Linked DNA regions of Homo sapiens: region 1 is linked to region 2. The links are chromatin contacts, found by Hi-C or POLR2A ChIA-PET in ENCODE. All regions are on one chromosome and are shown on one strand. Each heading gives the region's core, a stretch centred on a gene start or an enhancer-like site at or near the end of the contact. The rest is flanking DNA. Distances are from core to core; before and after follow the strand shown.

Region 1 (3,348 bases), core at 300-2,799, 150 kb before region 2:
TGTGGTTCGGCTTTTAAGAAGAATAAATCAACATTTAAAGCCTGCCTGGATTTATTGTAAACAGTCTCTCTCCACTAAAAATGGCCCACAGTGTGATTTGGCCCCGTGCTAGGATGGTGGCTCCATTTTGGAGCCACATTTGCCTTTAAAATAACACAGCCGTGAGCAAATGCACCTCACTGTTGGCTGCATGCATGTTTTCTTAGGAACTTGAAAGGGCTTCTCTCTGAGTCACCTTAGCTGCTCTTCTGAGTCATTTCTAGGGTTGAGAAGGAGAATGACAGAGAAGGGAGCAATGAGGCTGGGTGAGCAGCAGCCTCACTGTTGTTCTTGCCTGCTGTGACCTGTGACATGTGCTCAGATCTCCTCTGGCCTCGAGGAAACCCCTGGAAGGCGGTCTTCCCATCTACCAGGAAGGAGTAGACAGATTTTTCTACCAGTGCAAAAGGGTGTTCAGTGTGTATTGCAGGTTGCCCTGTAGCCTTCCCAAGACCAACTTTCCAAGACTGCCAGGCTTGATCCCCTTTGAGGCTGGTCCCAGGTGGGGGTGGCCTTCACCTGCAGCACCCATATACTCTGTAGCCAGCACAGGGAGGCTGCCTAAATCTCCTTACTTACCTATGAGGTATGCATAGATCTGAGGCTTGAGTCATGGTGGAACTTGTGACCTATCCCTGATCCCACTCTTTGTTTGTGATCTGGAGGCCCTCTCACATCCCCAGTTTCTGATAGAGTCTTTGCCTCAGTATCTGACTACTGCTCAGGCATATTACAAAGACATTACCTACCTGGTGAGATTTCTTACTAGAAATATGTTTTTCCAGTTAATGGTTCCCTGGAATCCGAATAGGTATATTTTAACATTGGCTTCACTATTTGTTAGTTTGGTGAATTAGGGCAAATTAACTTAATGTTTTGAAACCTCAATTTCTACAACCATATAACAGAGATTGCAATAGTGGTAACTAACTTCATAGGGCTGATGTGAGAATTAAATGAGGTAGTCTCTGTAAAGTACTTATCAGGGTACCTAGAACCCATTGAGTATTTAGTAAATGTTCCTATTATTATATCTTCATGAATGTAGAAATTAAGATGCACTCTTGAGACTCCCAGGGCATGACTGGCCCATTGCAAAACATCATAGCTACCATGAACATCTGAGTCTTCATAAGTGGACCTGGCCTTAAGTCCTCCTGGCAGGTGTATCATGCTGATCTCATGGCTGGTCTGTTCAGGAAGTTCATTGCTGGCTAAGGGAAGAGCTCCCCTCCCAGAGGCACATGGGCATCCCCTGGAGAGAAGATTCCAAATTTTCCAGCCAGTCTTCAGTCAGCTCTTTGGACCCAGGATCTGAGGCTACAGCAGTATTCAGACTTCTTAAACTATTTGAATAGCTGCTTCCTTCTGCATCCTTGGACACATTAAAAGCAGTGTACACATAAGACTCTTTGGCTAGTGTTCCCAAGCTGAGTCAGATTCTGGGTTGAAGGTGAGACACAAAATAGCAAACAGAAGCAAGGCAGACAGGCACTCACACCTGGGTGCTAGGAATGAACAAAACAGATGCCCAGAAAGTCGGGAAGAATTTGTCTGTGAACACAGAGTCTTCTGGATTTACCATTTTGATTCCAGCAGCTCCTAGAAGACTTTCAAAGTGAAGGAGTGCCCCCTTAGGATTGCTGAAGTGACCAAGCACCTGTGTGGGGAGCCACACCCAGCCATTCCTAAGAGGACTCTGATTTATGGAGAGAGGGATTCAGAGCTCAGCTGCATTCTTGTGGCTGGGATCAAAAGGGCTTTCTCACTGACCACAGATCATATCCCGGCAATTCTCCCCAGACAGAACATTCCTGAGAATGAATGTGGTCTTGACCACAGCCCATGGGGTGGAGTAAAACTGGGAGGGTACATACCTGGGAGGATGGCATTTTTAATAGTCTAAAACAAAGGTTTATGTACCCCCAGACCAGATTTGGAGAACGTTGTACTCTCCCCTTCTTGCCTAGGCATAACCTGTTTAGTGGAAAATGAGCTAAACTGAATTTTCATCCTGACAGATTACTTTACTTCTTTGGGACTTAGTTTCTTTGTTGAAATGGGAATGTTTGATTCTAATCAGAGGGACCATTTTTAGGTGGTTTGCCACAGTCCTCACCTTTCCATATTGTCTCATATATGGCTTGCTTCACTCCTTTCCAGTACCTCTCTGACCCCATTAAGAATTTGAATTTGTAGCCTCTGGACTGGATAATCTGTAAGCCCTTTTCCCCTCACTTTCCAGCTGCAACATTCTTGAAAATCATAGTTATGAGTAGACTATTTAAAATAACTGTCTAGTTGAGATGTGTATGTGTCTTCTGGAACGAGGAATGGACACAGCTGGGACTGGGAGTGGGGTGCCTGCTGGTGGAGTCATGTCTGGCAATCCCAAAGCAGAAAAGAGTGCCAGCGTTAAGTGGGAAAACCTGCCTACGGGACTGACACATCCAAGATAATCCACTGTTTGCTTTTCCAGAGTATTCTCAAGAGTTGGCTTGCTCACTTGTTCCAGGGCAACTTGTCCCTGAAAGGGTCAGCAAAATTGTGCTTTCTCCTTTGACGGGGTGTGTGAGCCTGGCAGAGAGAAGAAAGGGATGAGGGATTCTGAACTTTCTTCTGCCAGCCAGCATCACTTATGTGAATTTCAGTTGTCTATGTCTGTAATAAGAAGGAAAAAAAATGCTCAGTATAATTGGATCTCCAAATCCAAATCCATTTTGGAAGATACTGTACCCAAAATGAGCTGGTATAAGGCAGAGGGGGCTGCCCAGGCCTCCCTTTGTTTTTCTTCCATTCCTGATGAAGTCACAGCCAAGAATTTTGTTTGATGAGGAAGTAAATTATATCATATGTGTAGGTCTTTAGAGATAGTACCAGCCATATTTGAAGGACTTTTAACACAAACATTAATATTTATATCTGGCCTGTGGGTTCTATTTGTGGCACAATAGCCTGAACTTAGATAAGAATCCTGTAGATAAGAAGAAAGTTTATGCTTTAGTTAATGAGAGATTTCTCGCCTGCCCTTCCTAATGGACTCAGCAGTTGGCAATTACGTCGTGCTGATAACTGGCCTCTCTCGGCTCCCCAAGCATGGAGCCAAGAGAAGGGGTATGGTGGAGGGGGCTGATAGACAGGGAAGAGTCCTGTAGAGTAAAGAGAATATTATATGATAAATGGCTCCTAGCTCACAGAGTGGTATCCAAAACTCAAGAAAAAGAATATTCTGAATACTGAACCATTAACTGAGGGACAAGATCTCACTCACAAGCTGTGGACACTGGAAAAAAGAACAATGTATGGCTC
Region 2 (3,769 bases), core at 690-3,189:
GTTCGAGACCAACCTGACCAAAACGGTGAAACCCTGTCTCTACTAAAAATATAAAATTAGCCGGATGTGGTGGCACATGCCTGTAATCCCAGCTATTTGGGAGGCTGAGGCAGGAGAATCGCTTGAACCTGGGAGATGGAGGTTGTAGTGAGCCGAGATCGCGCCATTGCACTTTAGCCTGGGCAACAAGAGCAAAACTCTGTCTCAAAAATACAAATAAATAAATAATAAAGTAAAATAGGGATGCCATCTCCTATGATTATTATGGAAATTAAATGAGATACTGTATGTGACAATTTTATCCCAGTACCTGGCACATATAATAACACTTTAATAGTGCTATTACTGTTATAAACATTATTATTTATTGACTGACTTCATAGGGATACAAGTGAAAACATCCCCACTAATTTGACTTAGAGGAAACGCAGTCTCCCCTGCAAGTCCCTCTGAGGCTCCAGTCTTTGACTGAGATTGTCAGTTCGCACTAGGAAAAACAAGCCCATCTAGAGGAAACTACAAAAGAAAGTCATTTATTTTCACATAAATTGGATGGTAATTAGCTTCTCTAAGCTGAAGTCTAAATTCAAGAGCATTTAGAAATGAGCCTGCAGGTAAATATGACACAAGAGACTAGACTCCAAGCAGAGAACTCCATGTTTGCTCTCCTTCAGTGAGAATTCTGTTGATGTCAGAGGGTTAACAGAACTTTTAACAGTTGACTGGGGCCCTGGAGTTTTCATGATTTGGTCCACATTCAAAAATATAAAAGTCAGTGAAGCAAATGCTGTACAACAGAGGTTTTTCAGGGAAAAGGGATAAGCTTGATCCAAAAATATTTTGGAGGGTGGAGACATTCCAAGCATACCATTCCGTGCCTGTGCCAATGGAACGTGGGCACAGCACGGGAACAATGTTCAAGGCTGGAGAGCTTTAGAGTACCGGGGCAATTTTGAGTGAAAAACACAAAGAAGTGAGGAATATCCATCTCTGCCCCCATCACACACACACACACACACACACACTCAAACACACACACATACACACGCACACACACATACACACACACACAAACACACACACTCAACGCATACACATTTCCCTATTTACAGTAGAATTATAAATTCTGAGTAAATTTTAGGTTCACAAGCTATGGATTCCAAAGTTTTGTGCCAAATAATTATAGCTGCATCTTGCAGATGTACAGCTCTACTCTGATAACACACACACATTGAATTGGAAGGAGAGACTGGGTAAGTTCCAGTTATTACATTTCCATCCCAAACTGGAAATGACATTTTGTTTCTTTCCATTATCTTTGATGCTAAGTGGGTAAAACTGCCATAATGAAAATGTGTCACCTTAAAAAATCAACATAAATATGGACAGCTTTTCCATATTAATCATGAAAAGGGAGTAACTTCTAGCATGGAGGAATATATCCATTCCCTTTCCCAAATTCCTTGAATAAAGCATGTGTGCTTGTTTTCATGGTTGTATTTTCCTCATCAGTGTTTGTGATCCCTCAAAGCATGAAGGGATTTTGATTTTGAAAAATCCCTCATTATTCCCAAGAACTATATTGGCTGTAATTTGTGGGTAGAGTTGTATGTGGGTAGAAATTCATCTTCATTCTTCTCTGTAGGTAATTTGAGGAAATGCTGAGGCACTTGGATACCCAAAAAGGACTGAAGATTTCTCAATATAAATTTTAGTTAAATGCCTTCCAAAAAATATTTTGCAGTGTATTTCACTAAAGACACAATCCCTGTTTTTCCTTGACTTTGATAATATATTTTACCAAAGAAGAGCAATTCAGTTTGTGCAAAAGAACCATTCATGAGGTTGCCTGGAGATAGAATGACTCAGTGTTTCTCAAAGGTGGGGCACAGCGCACCTCAATCAGAATCACCTGGGGAGCTTTGAAAACATCAGATTCCTGGGCCCCACTCCAGCTCTACTGAGTCAGGATCTCCCCGGGGTGGGACCTAGGCAGTTGCATATTTAATGAGCTCTACAGGTGATTCTTATGCATCTTAAGATGTAGAGGGTAATTATTAGTTCTGGTCATAAAAGGTAGTATTGCCTTCTGCTCAGGAGCTTCTCTGTCTTTGAAGAGAGGGTCAGTGGCATATTGCCTTTGAAAAAAAATTCAATTTAAACGAACAGCAAGTCATTTTCCCTCTTCTCAATACTTTATTCTAGCTGCGTTTTCCTCCACAGGTTCAATCATCCAGTCTCCTTCACATAGAATAGCATTTGGAGTTGAGCAGCTACGCAAAACATTTTACTGTTGGTCCTTTATTTCTGATGTCCCTGTGTTTCTGGTCAGTGACCATGATCTGAATTTTCAGAAAAAAAAAGGGATACATAGTAACAGCTTAGTCACCTGGTAGTCACGGATGTGGGATAGACCTGAATCTCTGACAGTATCTTATAGGGCTGTGGTTCTTGAGCTTTACTGCATTAGAATCACCTGGATTTAAAACTTTCAAAGTTTAGGCCATACCTCAGACCAAAGTCATCAGAATCTCTAAGGGTAGGGCCCAGACATCAGCTCCCTGGTGATTTTAATTTGAAACCAAGGCTAAGAACCATTGTCATAGGGCATCTGTAGAAAAATGAGGTCTTTAGAACCCTGGGGAAGATCATGAATATTTTCCGTTACAGATGGAACTTTTCTGATCTGTGGTACACTCTAGTAGGAGAAAATTTAGGAGATATTTCTTTATAGAGACTTGTTCCTGAGAGAGAATTTTTGTTTCTTCAGCATATTCAACTACTATTATGGGAGGTCCAGTGTGGAAGACTGAAGTTTGAATGTTGGAGGTGTGTAAAGTACACATGCATAGACATACCCACAGTGTGTACTACCCCTTCCCAGCTACAAAACCCTTCTATGCCAACACTTCACTTTGTCTGTGTCAGGATAATCTATGAAATTTATCAGTCTTTGGCTCTTTGCTGTCTTCTCAAGAGCCGGTAACAGATCTCCAGTGAGCTGAAACAGAGAAAGTTGTTTTAAACCATTGACTGCTTAATAAATTAGCACTAGATGGCTTTTAGTCTAATTTATCTCTGGGAGCCAGTTTCCCAGGGTATCAGAGCAATACCACAAGAAAAATTATTTCCATTAAACACCACAAAAATGTCTTTCCTGTGATACTTCACTGAAAGGGTGACATGTACGAGATTCTCAGTCACAAAACAGGAAAGAAATGTTTGAAAGTTAAATTAAAAAGTAAAGCACAGTTAAGATTTTATTGAGCTTAAACCCCATTCCTACCCCCTAAACATATAAATCTGTTCTGTGTTCTGTGTCTCCCACTCAGATGGGTGATAAATTTTGGATGCTGAATTCTTATGTCTCTAAAAATAACGTTTACCTAAAGTGAAGTGCAACATCTGGGTTTATTGGGGGAGCATGAAGTGGCCTTTCAGCTTAATTATTTGTGTGGTCAGGTTAGATTTCCCAACCCTGAAAATGATGCCAGTTTTGTTTCTCTTGGCCCCTGCCCACTACAGGTAAAGAGTCTGGTTCCACTAACTTTCCCATAGACCTGCTTCTTAATGCAGAATGTTACTATCGATGCCCTGACATTGAGGAAATGTAATATTTCCCATTTGCTGCCTGAGTTGAAGGACCTGCTGTCCCTGGAGGCACCTTGGTTACTGTGAATTAAAATGTATTGAAGAATTACCTAGTGCTGTCATAGAGAATGTCATTACAATAGACCCATGGGTCTCTGATGCTCTCAAAAGAATGTGT

What was found. A loop is a pair of places that touch in the nucleus more often than their neighbours do. ChIA-PET counts read pairs that join two places held with the same protein, here RNA polymerase II (POLR2A). Pooled maps may share reads with other maps.
Region 1: a map of PC-9 shows a loop between it and region 2 (11-fold over the local background). The contact joins two enhancer-like sites. A Hi-C loop is called at or near these places in 3 of 168 maps with a recorded cell type or tissue (PC-3, PC-9 and mammary epithelial cell) and 3 of 50 pooled maps. POLR2A ChIA-PET finds 5 or more read pairs at or near these places in 2 of 52 experiments (MCF 10A and PC-3).

What each region holds. Positions count from the first base shown.
Region 1 is chr14:54,250,657-54,254,004 of GRCh38, reverse strand. No RefSeq gene overlaps it. Among named protein-coding and RNA genes, the nearest start is that of CDKN3, 140 kb to the left of the region's middle. RefSeq lists an enhancer at 1,226-2,425. Within about 2 kb of position 1,549, at least 5 of the 41 ENCODE cell types and tissues checked have a DNase peak (open chromatin) inside an H3K27ac peak, as active enhancers do; they include PC-3, PC-9 and mammary epithelial cell, where a contact is called at or near this core.
Region 2 is chr14:54,104,266-54,108,034 of GRCh38, reverse strand. The region is part of intron 4 of LOC105370507 (a long non-coding RNA gene); the gene reads left to right. Among named protein-coding and RNA genes, the nearest start is that of BMP4, 150 kb to the right of the region's middle. Within about 2 kb of position 1,939, at least 7 of the 41 ENCODE cell types and tissues checked have a DNase peak (open chromatin) inside an H3K27ac peak, as active enhancers do; they include PC-3, PC-9 and mammary epithelial cell, where a contact is called at or near this core.